2 separate regions of the Mus musculus genome follow, and region 2 is linked to region 1. The links are chromatin loops, found by intact Hi-C in ENCODE. Cell type or tissue: left cerebral cortex. All regions are shown on one strand.

Evidence for each region. Hi-C counts contacts between places; a loop is a spot of excess contacts. Peaks named below come from ENCODE experiments on the same cell type or tissue, not always from the same donor. Only the 100,000 strongest peaks of a DNase experiment are listed, where the experiment ranks them.
Region 2: a loop joins it to region 1, with 6 times the contacts of the local background. A loop is called at or near these places in 17 of 42 quality-filtered maps.

What each region holds. Positions count from the first base shown.
Region 1 is chr6:5,106,966-5,114,965 of GRCm38, forward strand. Ppp1r9a (protein phosphatase 1, regulatory subunit 9A) reads left to right here. Exons shown (of 16, transcript NM_001363809.1): 8 at 4,035-4,088; 9 at 6,636-6,865. Among named protein-coding and RNA genes, the nearest start is that of Gm46949, 43 kb to the right of the region's middle. In left cerebral cortex, a CTCF peak has its summit at 3,640; DNase peaks (open chromatin) are centred at 1,124, 1,438, 2,896, 3,096 and 1 more place; H3K4me3 peaks cover 580 bases; H3K27ac peaks cover 531 bases.
Region 2 is chr6:4,553,807-4,561,806 of GRCm38, forward strand. No RefSeq gene overlaps it. Among named protein-coding and RNA genes, the nearest start is that of Gm33959, 29 kb to the right of the region's middle. RefSeq lists an enhancer at 1-1,260. In left cerebral cortex, a CTCF peak has its summit at 4,047 (motif pointing right); a DNase peak (open chromatin) is centred at 4,039.

The DNA of each region.
Region 1 (8,000 bases):
GGCGGTGCCAGAATGTGTCCTACCATCAAATGAAGCCTGGAGCTCACTGCCTGGTCAATCCCTACCGCTCCTTTCCAGGCACTTTATCTCACTTGGCACTTTACATTGAGATAGACTTCTCTCTCCTTTTTTCATTGAGCTGTGTTTGTTTTGATTTTCTTTTGCTTGTGTGTGAGTGTATATGTGCTGTATACACACATGTATGCGCAGATGCACATGCTTGTGTGTGAGTGTATGTGTGCTGTATACACACATGTATGCGCAGATGCACATGCTTGTGTGTGAGTGTATGTGTGCTGTATACACACATGTATGCGCAGATGCACATGCTTGTGTGTGAGTGTATGTGTGCTGTATACACACATGTATGCACAGATGCACATGCTTACAAGCCAGAGGACATCCAGTGTTCTGCTCTGTCTGTTACCCACCCCCACCCCAGCCATTCCCTTGAGACGGGGTCTCTCACTAACCCTGAAGCTGAGTCAACAGCACATCACAAGGATCCTGTCTCATGTCCTCCTCTGCCAGAGCCCTGGGGCCACAGGGAGCCCGCCACTGAGCATGGCCCGGTGTTTTGTTTTGTTTTGTTTTTTTTTTTTTTGCGGGGGGAGGGGGGGTCTTTTCTATTTTTTCCAATTTTTATTAGGTATTTTCTTCATTTACATTTCAAATGCTATCCCAAAAGTCCCCCATACCCTCCCCCCCCACCCTGCTCCCCTACCCACCCACTCCCACTTCTTGGCCCTGGCGTTCCCCTGTACTGAGGCATATAAAGTTTGCAGGACCAATGGGCCTCTCTTTGCAGTGATGGCCGACTAGGCCATCTTTTGATACATATGCAGCTAGAGTCAAGAGCTCCGGGGTACTGGTTAGTTCATAATGTTGTTCCGCCTATAGGGTTGCAGATCCCTTTAGCTCCTTGGATACTTTCTCTAGCTCCTCCATTGGGAGCCCTGTGATCCATCCAATAGCTGACTGTGAGCATCCACTTCTGTGTTTGCCAGGCCCCGGCCTAGCCTCACAAGAGACAGCTATATCGGGTCCTTTCAGCAAAATCTTGCTGGCGTATTGCAATAGTGTCTGTGCTTGGTGACTAATTATGCTCAGTGTTTTTAATGTGGGTGCTGGAGATCCAGGCTCAGGTCCTTACAGGCTAGCAACAAATCCTCTGACCCACGCAGACATCTTCCTAGCCACTAAATAGCTTGAGCTCCTGTCCCTGTGAACAGTTTGGCTTGGCTTGGCTTTTTGTTTGTTGGGTTTTTTGTTTGTTTGTTTGTTCGTTTTGTTTTTTAGTTTCTGCCCTTCGGATTGAAAGTTGTTCTGACTGACTTCCTGGGTGGGAAGTAGAGAAGAGAGAGGCTGAGTCAGAGTGGATCCTCTCTTTACAGGGCTGAGGTATCCCCACCACAGCTTTGGTAGCCAGAACTGCTAGTACCAGCGAAAACAAATCTGCTTTTGTTGTTAGGGGAAGCCAAAGTCTAAAAACTGTGTGATTTAAGTCTGTGAAAAATAAACTCGAGACTAAATAAAGCCATCTATGTGGAAGGTTCACTGACAAGGGGAGCTGTGAGTTGTTACCTCTTTAGCAGTAAGCAGATGCTTATTTTTAAAGGAGCTGTAATCACAGTCTGAGAGATGTAACCAACACGTTGCTCATTAATAACCACATTCTGAGAATCCAAGCAGCCTTGTTAGAGGTTTGCCCTGCGCTCAGTTCACCACCCTGGTGGGGACCTTCTGACCAGGTTGAGTTACGACTCCACCAGCTAATTGCAGCTTGTTTTGCATATGTAGTTCCCTGAAATAAAACCCACTTTTGTTGGAAAAAAAAAAAAAAACAACCAAAACCAAAGCACCATCTATTAAGCTTAGAAAAAGATGGCAAAGATTTGCCACTGCTACATTTTAATAACATCATATATCTTCAAAAACACCTCCAGCTCCATTAGCTCCCTGCAGACAAAACAGGCCTCAGTCCAGTGCATAAACGATAGAAAAAAGTCTACACAGTGCAGAAACCGTTTCTCAGAGTTGTGTGTGAATTCCAGGCAGGCTGCCCTGGTGCCACGAGAGCCGATAATGTTGCTCTTATCTGATAGAAAATGTCTGGTTCTAGAGCACTCTTAAAACTCCCCTGCAAAGATAATATTTTTCACTTCCAAAATATTTTCCACGCCTGCACAGGCTAAGTGGAGTGCTGCAGGTGATGCTGACGAGGCTTCTGCCTGCCCCTTTCTGGTAGTCACACGTAGACATTTTGATTCAGTTACAGTTAGTCGTGTGCGTGTGCGTGTGCGTGTGTGTGTGTGTGTGTGTGTGTGTGTGTGTGTGCGCGCGCGCGTTCTTACTGAAAGCTATAAACAGAGCCCACACTCAGATTAGTTTAAACAACAGAGTAGATATTTTTGTTAGTAATGGATGGGAAAAAAATCATCCAGGCATATGAATTTGCTTTATTCTCTAAGAATATAATACCTCTGGAAAATAATTCCTTGTGGTTGTATATACATTTCCATGTTGTATATTAAAGAATATTCTTTTGTGGCTTTATTCTTGAGTGGCAGGTTATCATGGCTGTTTATTTGAGAGAGGTGTGTGGGGGGGTGTTATCTTTACAGCATCTTGCCTAGAGCCCCTCAGTAGATGCTTATAAAGTTCATCTTTAATTTTTTAGAGAAATGGCACAAGATCAGAACCTAGATATCCAAGATCTAATCCAGTTCTAGTGTTGGTTTTTTTTGTACAGTTAGGTTGATCATTTGCTCTGAGCCTCAGTTTCCCCACATCGCTGTACTCACTAAGGGATCAGGATTTCTGGTGAGCACAAAAGACCTCTGCCAGTATTTTTCACTGAGAAAGCTTGGTGTAGTTTCCTTGCCTGGCACACTCACACTTTGGGTATCTGCTAATGGCATCTGAGTGAGACGGACCACTAAGATTGTGGCATAAAACCAAGAAACCCAGATTCGGTACAGTCCTAACTCCGAAGTACTTTGGACAAAAAAAAAAGGGGGGGGGGTGAGATGGTGGGATGTGGTCTTCAGTAACTTTGTGGCAAACCAATTTAGGATTCAGCATAACCAAAAGAAACAGTGCCACCTGCATCACTTAGTGGCTGTGCTCAGCTGCAGAGCAGAAAATGTTCATGGGCTTGGCTGCAAAGTGTCTCCCTCCCCAGACCCTCCACTGGGCTGTTTGGACCTATAAAACCGGGAGAATTGGGAATTTCAAAAACATCCTTCCCATCAAAAACATCCAGAGAACAAATTGTGAACCTGTAAACTGTTTTCCCTAAATTCAAGGGTGTTTAGCCCTTAAAGAAATGAATGACCCCTAGAAGGAAAACAGTCGTGGTCGGGGAGGGAGTGGGGGCGGGGGAGTAAAGCAAACAAATGGCAAAGACCACTATTGTGTTGTAAAGAAAATGCTTTGGGGCTTGGAGTCTTTATACAGGTAGATCTTTTGGAAGGCAGAATTTTGAATCTGTACCTTTCCTGCGGTTAAAAAGGAACACAAACGGAAAACAAACCGGAGATTTCTGTGCCACTGCGTCCCACTCCTTCCTCTGCTGCAGAGCTGCTCTGCGGAATGTGAGAGCGACTCACAGAGCCACAGCGCCACCTTTCTGCACGATGTGGGAATGACTCTTCACACTGTGCGAGGCCTGTTGACTGGCTGGCTCAAGCCATTCTGTGGGCGAGCCTCAGGAAGGAAACAGCTCCTGGACGCTCAGATCGTAAAGGCAGAGCAGCAGAGGCCAAGAAATGAGTTTTCTTTTCTTTGGCCCCTTAGCAATTAAACTGGTAACTTAATCGGATATTAGGGACCGTGAGTCATAAACCCTATGTTTAATTAGTTTGCACCCACTGAGTCATTTTACATGCTAGACATTTGTAATTACAACCTGCTGCAATGCAGCAGGGTCCTGAGCATTTTTTTAATTGTGTCATAAGATATTCTTCTCGCTGCTGAGTCTTTAAAAATATAGAAACACTCTTAGTTGAGATGTTTTTCTTTTCAATTTTCAGTTGCAAATCAAACATGCAGTTACAGAAGCAGAGATTCAAAAATTGAAGACCAAGGTAAGCACCGCTCCGTGGTGTTTGAATTGTACTCTTTAAACTTCAGATACTCTGGGAGTAATGGATTTGCTCCCGTGCACTTGAGAGCATATTTCCATGAGATGGTCATTTCCAACATTAAGTACATCGATGGACCTGTCTTGAGACTGAGCATAACCGCACATAACCAGAGAAGGCCACAGGGCACTTGGTGTTTTAAGTAGATTTAAACTGTTTAGTCTCTCTGAAATTTCATTAAAAATAATATTTTTAATGGCTCAAGCATCTGTGTATTAATTTCTAAAATATAAGCTGGTATAGCAAATCTCCTTTCTGTCATTTACCTTATAATAATTTCAGCTAATTTACTGGAAGCAATGTATTGTTTTAATGTGGAACATTAATTTCTTTTTAGGAAAAACTTCCCATGTCTAAGAAGTAAAGTTATAAGCTCATTCTATGCATTGTGTAATTAATTTAGATTCAGCTGCTACTGGAAATCTTGAGATATACTCACTTCACATTATTTAAATTTGTTGAAGAGAAAAATATTAATAAAAGAAAATATTTTTAATCTCTATGAAATAGTGAGACATCAAAGGAAACTGTAAAATTCTTGTACAAGATACAGTTCTAGCTATTGTTGTTCATTTCTATCAAATGTATGTTTTCAGAGACTTAAAAATATCTTCAGTTGCTTTCAAACGATGCTGTATTGTTTCCATAGTCTTTTTAAAATTACAAAATAATTATTGCCTACGTCGAGTGATCTGTTTTCTGATTCACAGTGAATACATGCTTTGGGTTTTCCATGTGTTTTAAATGGAGATGAGTTAGCTGGTTAAATGGAGATGAGTTAGCTGGTTAAATGGAGATGAGTTAGCTGGTTAAGTGGAGATGAGTTAGCTGGCTACTTTGGTTAAGTGGCATTCCTGACTAATACGCTCTGGAGCTCTCTAGTCAAAGCTTATTTCAGCATCATTCATGGTGTCCGCGGCGCACCGTGAATTTTAAGTTTAAAGCTAGCAGGGCTGGTACCTAAACAACTGCTATAAAGCATTCATTAAAGATGCTGTAAAAAACCAAGCCCTTTTTATCTGAAAACTGTTTTTTGACTTTAAAAAGCAGATCTTATAAACTGTTGGTTACAAATAGGGAAAAGAGCCCCTGTGTTTATAAATGCTCCCATAGACAGGCTTAGGCATTTATTTATGAAGAATTAATTTAGAAAAGTCTACAAATTACTATTTTATATTTTCCTTTTAGGTTGGTATATGATAACACTTGAAAACATGTGATTATTATCAATGTTATATAGATTTCTTCACTTCAGTGTTTGGGACTAATCTTTACTTTGTAACCTCTTGTCCACATGTATTTAGTAAAATACTTTTCACAAAACTATTCTTGTGACATAGAAATGTGTACATTTGTGTGAATGTGTATCTCCATTTGTTCAATGCTCTATAGAATGGGGATGTCATTTGAACCTTGATAGCTTTGTACGTAGAAAGGGTAGACAGAGTAGCAAGGTGAAGAGAACGTGGTTGTCAGGGCAATTTAAACCCTCATCTGAAACTCAGTGTCATGAGTTCTGTATTAAGAGCAGCGCTGGACCGGCTTCCTCTTTCCTGGACTCTATAACCAAGAGGCCCAGAAAAAAAAACTGCACTCTGTGTTTCTAAGAACTTCCAGAGACAGAAACTACACAGAGCTGTCTTTTTGATCCGTTGGAGGGATTTAAATTAACAGGACAACTATTAATGCCTTTATTTTTTCCCTGTCTTTTATACATAGTATAAAGTAAGGTTTGAAAAGCTGTAGATGTATTTAACACTCCCTGTGATATACTGAGTGACAGAATGTGTTCATGTCAGTTGAAATCAACAACCTAGAAACATCCCCCAAAGGGTTAAAAGCACAGTAACAGGAGCTGACTCTCTCAAATGGTTAGGGTGCCCACGAGGTGTTGCAAGGATGCAGAGTGGTGAGAGCACAGGTGCCCTCTGACTCTAAGGGCACCTGAGTCACCACCCGAGACACAGGTGGTAACTCTTAGAAGCCTGAACCTCGTGCCCACGTGTTGAGGAGAACAACCCATAAGCTAAGTCCCTTCCTCACCATTAGTGCCTTTGCTTCTGCTCCTTTCCCACCCCCGCTCCCTTCTTAATTAATCATCAACTTCCTGTCCTACTCTTTATTTAACGTGCTTTCAAACAACGTGTGTCAACATTTAGTGGACCTAATCAGTGATGCGCTAGACACCATTTCCTGCTTGCAGTATTTCAAACGGCATGCTAGCAAAGAGAGTTCATGGGAGTTCATGTCAGATTTGTGTTTGGTCTTTTATCAGATGGGTAACCTTGAGCAAATCATTTCTCTTTTCAAGCCTTCCGTTTTATCCTCTATGGATATGGAAAGAACAGTTGCTCTTCTCATCTTGAGCTGTTTTGATGACTGACTGATTGTATATAACAATAGGGTTTTATCTTAAAAAGCTAATAGTGTGGAGAGATGGTGCTACAGACATGCCCAAATTATTTTTGCCTTGACATTTGTTTTCTCCAGCTTCAAGCAGCCGAAAATGAGAAAGTAAGGTGGGAACTAGAAAAGAACCAACTGCAACAGAATATAGAAGAGAATAAAGAACGGATGCTGAAGTTGGAGAGCTACTGGATCGAGGCTCAGACATTATGTCATACGGTGAATGAGCATCTCAAAGAGACTCAGAGCCAGTACCAAGCCCTGGAAAAGAAATACAACAAAGCAAAGAAGCTGATCAAAGACTTCCAGCAAAAGTAAGTGCTCATAGTGAGCTAAGGGCAGCACAGGCACAGGGAGAGGAAGGCTTGTCCCCGGGTGTTTACACTAGTCAGAGGGGGCAGAAGGACAGGCCGGGCTGTCCCTGTCAGATCACAGCCATGGTGGATTAAGGGAGTAACTTTTCTCATGGGAACATTCTGGGTGTTGCTGTTTGACTCCGCCTGAGTGTCTGATAGCATTGAGACTTGTTGGTTCTTTTGGAAAGCATCTCTATGATTTAGGAGCCAGGAGTGCGGCTGAGCTTAGTCAGGATGCTTGGCTGACAGTTGGGCATGCTACATGCAGAAAAGGCTGGATGGGCCTCGTCTGTGTTCTTAAAATCAGTTTCCACAGACCTCGCCTCTACAGGCAGTGTGGACACTGACTTACAAGGCCTCCACACGAGCTGCGTTTCTCAGTACGACTGTCAGGGCCCCAGGTCACCACACTAAGGCAGACCCTTGCCATGCCCTGCTGTGAAATTTCAGTAGCTCTTTTCTGAGCTGTGCATCTTCCTCTCCTCCTCCTGGGTTTGACGTTACTGAGCATGCCCAGAGGGATTCTCATGAATTATTCCTGACTCACTAGACCAAACACCAGCACCTTTTGTGGTTTTCTGTGACAAGCCTTAGAAGCTCAATGTGTATGTACATCATCTTGTTTCTTTCCTGTCTTAGAAGTAATATTTTAATAGCTCAAACAAATAGCCATAAGAAATCATCTGAAGGAGGATGATTGCTCTTTGTTATTATGAACTCAATACATCACCATTGCAAGTTCCTACTAACAACACTGCATCTCGCTGTAAGAAATGACCAGGTTGGCTTTCAGAATGGACGAGTGTCACCTTCTTCTGTATTACCCGTGAAAGTGTGACAGTTGTCTCTATGCCCCTCCACTGGTTTCTCTCTAAGTAACTCTTCAGATACGTCTACTTTCATCTGTTGTTAAGTATTAAAAATATAAAATCATTTCTGCTGACAGGAGGCTACCACCATTAACTTCCCCACAGAGTCATCGTGCCATAACTCCTGTGTCCATGAGCTCTGGATGCACAGCATGCTGAGAAAAATCAATATACTTTCCGTACTTGTGATTAAATCATTAAAGATGTCTTTTCACTTGTTGCCA
Region 2 (8,000 bases), 550 kb before region 1:
CAGAACTTTAGAGAAAACTGAGCGGAAAACAGGAAAATCTCTGAACACGGTTCTGAACATTAAGTGGTTCTTGTTAAGACTAAAAAAATTCTATCTAGGTATGTATTATGTAAATAGAGCAGTGAGGTCTATAAAGAATTGCTTCAGGGGGACTTTCTAGGCTTCCATAAATCCCTACTGTTTAGGTGCTTCCCTGAAATACCATTAAGACACTCATCACCCCAGTACCTTCTCTCCCATTCATAAAAGATGCACGGACGCATTCATGTAAGTGGACATGTCTTACTGAAATACAAATGTCACTCTGGCAGGTCCGATTCCACAATGGGAAAGAGTAAACGCCTCGTATGAGGATTTAAATGAGGTCAGTTAAAATTCCTCCTTGATTATGCAAAATTACTAGTGGCTGAGCCATTGTGTCAGATGTGCAATGAAGATTAAATTGTAAGAGTGCACTGTAAATTATCGGCATTAAACTGAATTAATAAATTGAGCAAAGATGTGGTTCAAGTAGGATTGAAAGCTTCTGTAGAAACTAGGCTGTTTTGAGCCATTAGCAACACAGCTACAAAGAAAGAATATCTTATGAGAAAGCTGTGGAGGTTGTGGAAAATTAATAGAGACTCTTAGAGCAAATCTTGGTGTAGAATTACATGGAAGGGATTAGGAAGTGAGGGGAAGGTAATTAAAGAGAAAGAACAGCCGGAAAGAACCAGAAAGCTAAAGATCCCCTCACCATCTGTTGGCAATCATCAAAATTTATTTGATCTTATTGCATATTTACTCTGTAATGGGGAAAAAATAAAACTTATTCTAATGAATGAACAAGTGAGGTGAACGGAGAATTTCATTATAACAGAGCTCACTAGAGGGGCGAGGAAATTCTCACCCACTGCAACAGGACAGATACAATTAATGCAGCCTAATTGTTTCTGTCTTTGTCCTGGCCCCTGATATGTGCACCACTAAAAGATTCCTCTGTTTTCCCTGCCTTTTGTGATGACGTGGGACACAGCCTTTTTCTATGTCTGTCTTTTCATCATCAGCGTTTATCATGTGTTTGTCTATACACTCTGCTCTTAGGAAATTTCTGGGGGACACAATGTGTATCCACCGTGAAAGTGGTCAATGTGCTACTTAGGTCTCCCCCCATCTAATTGACATCAGTGATTTCGTTATCAGTTAAAGGGTTTGCTGGCTGCACTATGGGATTCTATGAAGCAGAAAATTCAATATTTTCCTTTCCTCTGGCCCTTATATCTTATCAAATCCAAATTTCTCCTGTTTCTCCTACCTGCTTTGTGGTAAATATTTGGTGGCTTCTCTCCCTGCCCCCAGGCCACAGGTCATGTTCAACTTGTCATTCAGGCTTTGATGTCTATAAGGACTTTGTTTTTTCATTCCCGAAAGTCCCATCCAGAGAAAACACAAATCTGATCTTTCAAACCCCCTTTAGAATATTTGTTTCCAGGACATATACAGGGTCGTCTCAAAGGCTTCCAAATGATAAAACAAAACAAACAAACCAAAATTAACCTTCAGTAGCACCAAATCCCCTGCCTATTAACTGCCCCCCAAGGTCTTCTTCCTCACCTCGGAGTTTACACCCTCCAGCCAGACCAGAGTAATTTATAAAGCAACCACTAATAAATAATTAAGCAATTTTTATCATAATCAACTCCTGACATGCCTCAGGGGTGAATATTCCCATGTGTTCTTGAGCTCTGTGCTATGCATTAGTATTTAAAAATTAGCTGCTTTGGTTAGAGACAGTGAGTAAGCCTCTCAGGGAAGGCAGGGAAGGCTGCGCAGCCAGCTGTCACTCGGCTCATCTGGACAGAAGTCTTCATATCGCTCAGCCGCATCTCCGTATCTCTGAATACATATTAGTGTTGCCCACTAGCCAAGCCAAGCAGGGTGCAGCTGGACAGTGAACTGTAGGGTTTCCTTTATTAAAAAATGATTGAGACGATGTCATTCTTTGTCTAACATCATCTTTCATGTTCTTGGCCACACGTCTAACATGCCAGATATTTGAAAGCTTTTATCAGAAAACGCTGGCTCCCTCAAGTCAAAGGCATTATTTAATTTAGTTCTGGAGTTGGTTGAGAAAAATTAATTTTTGTTTCTATTAATTCTGCAGTCATATCTGTGTTGTGGGTGGACTATTTAACAGCTCACGTAATCAATAAATTACCGCTAAAGCACGGGCTGTTAATCAGAGACTCTCGCATGTGAGGTTGTCTCCTTGTTTATTTTCACAAGCTTTTCCTTCTCAAGAAACTGCCATCTTGTGACGGCAAAGCAACAGGATGTCACACAAAGCAGTGGCTCCTTGAACATCGTGTTTGTTCCTCATTGGAGACTCACATATCTCGACAAGTACCGATATCCAAAGCATTCCATCACCTTCCACCACTCTTGCATGTGGGAAGCGGTCCACAGTATCTGTTGGTTACTGTGCTAAATGCCACTAGGATAGGTACTCACATGTCTGGAGTATTCTACAAAGAAGATAGAACACTAGGCTTTCCACCATTTTCCTTTATAGAGAAAGCAGATGAGAGTTATCCATATGCTATTGGGTAGTACTATGTTTTAACAGCTGAACTAAGATATAACTAACACAGTGCTCTGTCTGCAGGTATTTAATACACAATCTTGCTATATCTACGAATGTTACTGTTTTGAAGTAAAAAGTTAGAAATGAGTGAAGAAAACTGCTCTGTGTTTACACTACAGAAATCACAAATAAAATCTCTGCACATGCCCCTCCAATCTCTAAAACTATATATATGTGTGTGTGTGTGTGTGTGTGTGTGTGTGTGTGTGTGTGTATAGTAGATAAGGGTTCTTTCTTTATCAAAATGTAAGTCAACTGTGTATGCTGTGGTGTATTTTTCAGACATTTTACTAGTGTCATGGACAATTTTCATGTCATTAAATATCACCCAAAAGATGATTATTAATATATATCATACATTTTTGTTTATCAATAGCAAAACAATTACAAAATAAACAATGAAGAAAATAATCATTAAGGAAAATTTTCAATTGCAGCAACATTCTAAAATATGGAAGTTTTTTTTTCCACAACCCTTAGTATAAGGAACTATTTAAGGTCTTAGTCACATTTATAGATTTTGTGGTGTGTGTGTGTGTGTGTGTGTGTGTGTGTGTGTGTGTGTAAAGTTATACACCCTAGTTTGGCTGTGAGGTAAAATGTGCTTTTCAAATGCTAGCAGGCCTTTTGCAGAGATGTGCTTTCCTTCTCGGCACTGGGCCTGCAAAGGGTATTTTCTTATTTATTTCATGGGTGACGTTCACATGAGGAAGTTTTCTTTTATATTTTGCTTGGCTTTTTTGCCTTGATTACACATTCATGTGTACATTTCTACTTGTATAATGTGCAACTCGTCACATCTGGAAAGTGTTTGGATGTGACGTGAGGTAAGCAGGTACCTTTGCCCCTAGGCTGACACGGGGTCTCTATCACATCATAAATTCTCCTGCGTGCAATCGAATTTTGATTTGTGCCAGTGGAGTGACGAAAACTGCAGCTCACTCCCTGAACTTTCTTCCTTTTCTACCTGTCCCCTTTAATGTGGCTGTGATTTAAAGTGGTGGGCTTTTTTCTTACACACCATAAAGCATCGTTATTAAAGTCTTACATTTAGATTTCTAGACACACATACCTGGTAAGGTAGTGCAAGCATACACAAAAAACAAAGGCAGAGAGGAAGTAGTAACCGCTTTCATCTTAGAGCTCAGTAGCAAAGAATGATAAAACACTGCGGTCCTTTAAATTCTGCAACTATTTTTCACTTTCTGGGTTTGTAGGGGTGGGGTGGGGGTGTTGTAAACACAACTCTTTAAAAGGTTTCCTAAGAGTGACTGTTTTCTTTTTCCAGCCAAGATACTAACTGTGAAATTCCTTATTCTTCCAGTAGAGTTTGAAACCACTCTTTGAAAGAATTTCAACATGCAAATTCACACTCTAAGAACAGAAGGCCTCCCGCCACCCAGCCCCAGTTACTCATTAAAATGGAAGTGTTCTGCTTCCACCAGCGGGTGGCAACCTCAACATACACAGCACAGTCTTGTCAATGGAACCACCTCGTGCAAAGACGAAATTGACCCCCAGTGTCTGACACCAGTGTCTGACTCCAGCTGCCGTCATTGCCCTTTAGCTGCGATAAAAAACAACAAAGGCCAGACCTCAAGAACTAATCACAACCAGAAACACTCTGCAACAGGCAACCAAATTACCGCCATTAAACGTGGGTCCAGAAAATCAACCATCTTTTTGGTTGTGAGTTTAGAGTTTAGTCTTTAAACACACGCACAAGAACACGCACACGCGCGCGCACACAGAGTTTGGCAACCTCACAGTTAAAAGGATGCATAGATGCAAAATAAGGTAAAATGTGTGTGTGTGTGTGTGTGTGTGTGTGTGTGTGTGTGTGTGTTTGATGCAATAACAATGAGAAAGGGCAGCCATGGATTTGAAAGAAAAAAAGGAAGACGAAACAAAGTATGTGGGATGGTTTAAAGAGAGGAAAGAGATAGGAGAAATGCTGTAATCATATTGAGAGGGAGAAAGGGAGAGAGAGAGAGACTGTGCATCTCTCATGCTCCTAAACTTACTCTTTTCATATTTTCAGATAGAATTGCAAAGAAAGTTCACAATAAATCACCTGTAATTTTAACTGTTGCTTAAAGTCAGTATAGAAGGTGATGAGGGTGACCACTGTGGTGAGCAATGCACACATTTGAATTGTGGGGGAAATGTGTGAGGACCTTAGGTAGCCAGGCTTGCAGTCCAAGGCAGTGGGAGTAAAGGAGAGCTCTCAGGGGCAAGACTTGAGAAAGACTGTGTGAATTAGCCCTTTTCATATGTCTTGGAAGCAAAAACAAAGGTCAGATTAAACTCATAGCTTCTTTTCTTTTTTTTTAAGAGCACAAGTTTATCGTACCAAGCATCAGATCATGAAAAGACAGCACTGTAGGACACTATCAGAGACAATTTGATCTATATATTTATATGCTCAGTCTCTAAGACAAATAAAACAGACCCAGGGTATTAATTGGGGAGGGTGGGGAGAAGAACCACGCCTTTCTTGCCCTGGTCATTTGGAATGAACTAAATGACTATCATTTGACTGATCGAAAACCTCAAAACCAAGGTAGACTAAAGGGCAGAGAGCAGGGCCAAGATGGGCATTATCCTCAAATCTTCCATGAAGTCCTGGGCGTTCTGTCCATTCCATATAGCCAATGCTCTGCAGCTAGCCCTGTGGCTAACCAGCACATTGGTCTCTCTTATTTCTATTGAAGCTAAAAGAGCAGAACAACAACAAAAAATTAATAGAACATTTGGCAAAATGGTAAGCACACCTTCAAGCTGAGTTAAGTCAAGGCTTAGTAAAAACAGAAAACAAAAACAAAACAAAAAGAAAAAGAACCTCCTCGGGCAAATAACAATGGCAAAGATGATAACACTGAAAAAAAAAAGAGAAATTGAAAAAGTTATCCTACATACAAGAGTAAGGGCCACTGGAGTAGGAAGTCCCTCCATTCAGCCTGCAGGTCTCTGATACTCAACATCAAACAGAAATCTAAAGGCTCAAAGAAAGACTTGCTCACACAGCATCCACTGGGGTTCTAGAGTGGCAGGCACTGCTTTATCCTGACCATTTTGCACATTTCACAGTGTATCTAAACCCCGAATTAGAACCAAGCTCTCCTGCCAAACGGTGCAGTTATAACAATGAAAAGTTCCAGGATGACCTCAAACATCCAAACAAAGGACTTCCATAAGTTGAATATTTTTCTTCATTTATAGAACACCTAGGCAGGAGTTTAACCTACACGCTTTTAATCCCAGCACTTGGAAGACAAAGGCAGGCAGATCTCTGTTTGAAGCCAGCCTAGTCTATATAGTGAGTTCCAGACCCAAGGCTATGTAGACAGACTGTCTCAACAAATATATATATATATATATATATATATATATATATATATATATATATATACATATATATATATACATATATATATATATATATCAAATTCTTTGACTTTTTAAATATTGAAGTGAAACTTGAGTAAATATTGGTTAGAAATCAATTTAGTGTGCTAACACTACCAGCCCAGTCTTTGAAGCCACATTCAGCAATCTAGAGGCGTAAAGTGGTGAAGGAATCATCACGTGACTGAGCGTCAGTATGCGCTTTCCACATGCCACAAGCTTTAGTAGTTTAGAGTCAAGGACTTTGGTGCTTGTAGCCAACAGAGGGGCTTAACAGCTAACTTCCACAGTGTTCGCCTGGTGCCAGACCTGGCCCGTGCCCTCCAAAGCATGAGCCAATCCTGTCCTTATAGCCATCCTGTGAGCTAGACACTATTATTATCTCTGCTTTCCACAGAAGGAAACTGAGGCTTAGAAACGGTAAGAAAACCTGTTCAAAAGAACACAGCGAGTTACTGGGGATGTGTGTGGGTCGTGAACTCAGACAGCATAACTCCAGAACTCCACAGTTTTGAATCTCCGCTATGCGTGCGCTCGGTACAGCTGCGGGCGCCATCCATCTCAGTCATGCCCGAGAAATCAGAGGTGTCTCATTTAGCTAGGTTCATGTGGCTGCTTTCTGATCTGCAGGGACCAGCATTTCCCAGCTCCCTTTTTTATGTGAAACCAGGCAAACTGGCTTTAATGAAACAGTCTGAAGGTTTGTCACATCTGAGTCCACTCCAATCATGAGTCTCGAGCTCACGGTGACAGGTTAGGGCACTGTGAAAACTAGCAGTGGAAATGTCAAAACAATCCAGAATGGGAGATTTTTGAGAGGGGGTGATAATAGGATGTATTTCTTAATTCGGGAAGAGCAATGGGAGGCAGTCAAGGGCATTTGCATCTTTCTCCTTTAAACAACAGGCAAAAGAGGAAGAGTCTATGCAGAAGGTGTAATATCAGGCTGGTCACAGTGGGGTCCTGGCAGATAATTCCTTAAGATTTTTTTTCTTAAACTGGGAACTTAAATTTTGAATTCTACTCACAAAAGGTTAGAGTTAGAAGGCGCTGAGTGTGGAAAGTTCTACAGAACACCAGAAGGAAATAAATAAATCCACAGGGAGGCAAAGACTCGCCCAGCTTAGTTGAGATCTTTATGTTAACAAAGGCCTTAGACATATTAAATTAATGTTCACAATCTCAAAAAACAAACAAAAAAAGTTCTCTGAAAAATGCAAAAGGAATTTCGGCAATGGAACCAAAATACCTGACTGTCATATTGCTCACAATGGAGAAAATAAAACAAGATTTGTCCACAAACATGTGTCTAGCTCATATTAGGCGAGTGAAAGGTGAGCAAAACTGCCATGACAACGTGGCTCTATGTCCTTCAGTAAACAATCTTAAACATTTCTTTAGACGGTGCTATATTTAAGGGGCCAAATTCCGCCTGAAAGAGAACCAGCTGGCCGTGAAATTCGATCTCCCCCTTGGATGGAGGATAAACAAAGTTGAGTCCTTCGTGCAGAACATGCAAGGAAGACAGAAAGCATTTTGGCCTGGAATCTGTCCTGAGCAGGTGTCAGCAGCCTCCAGGGGCTGCCAAGTCTCTATTTATCGCCCCTAGCAGGACAGGGAGAAGGATGCTGATCTCCTTAGGTCACCCGCACACATGTGTCCAGAAGTAGCTGTACTCGGAGGCAGCTAGGTTACGTCTATAAGCAGAAACATAGCAAAGAAACATCCTTGGATGGTTTATACTGCTCCCCAGAGAATGTGAATCTAGAACTTTCTCTAGCGAAACCTCTCTCCACCCATCCAAGATACTGCCCTGTGGGCTGATTGGAACCTTTAAACACACAGTGTAAATACCTTTAAGGCAGATTCTCTATACCTTTCCTTTATTTTTGCAAAAGCCAGAAAAAAGCTGACTCTCAGATAGCACCCCAGCCTCCTTAGGCTAATGTGCTCCAGCAGCAAGCAGTTC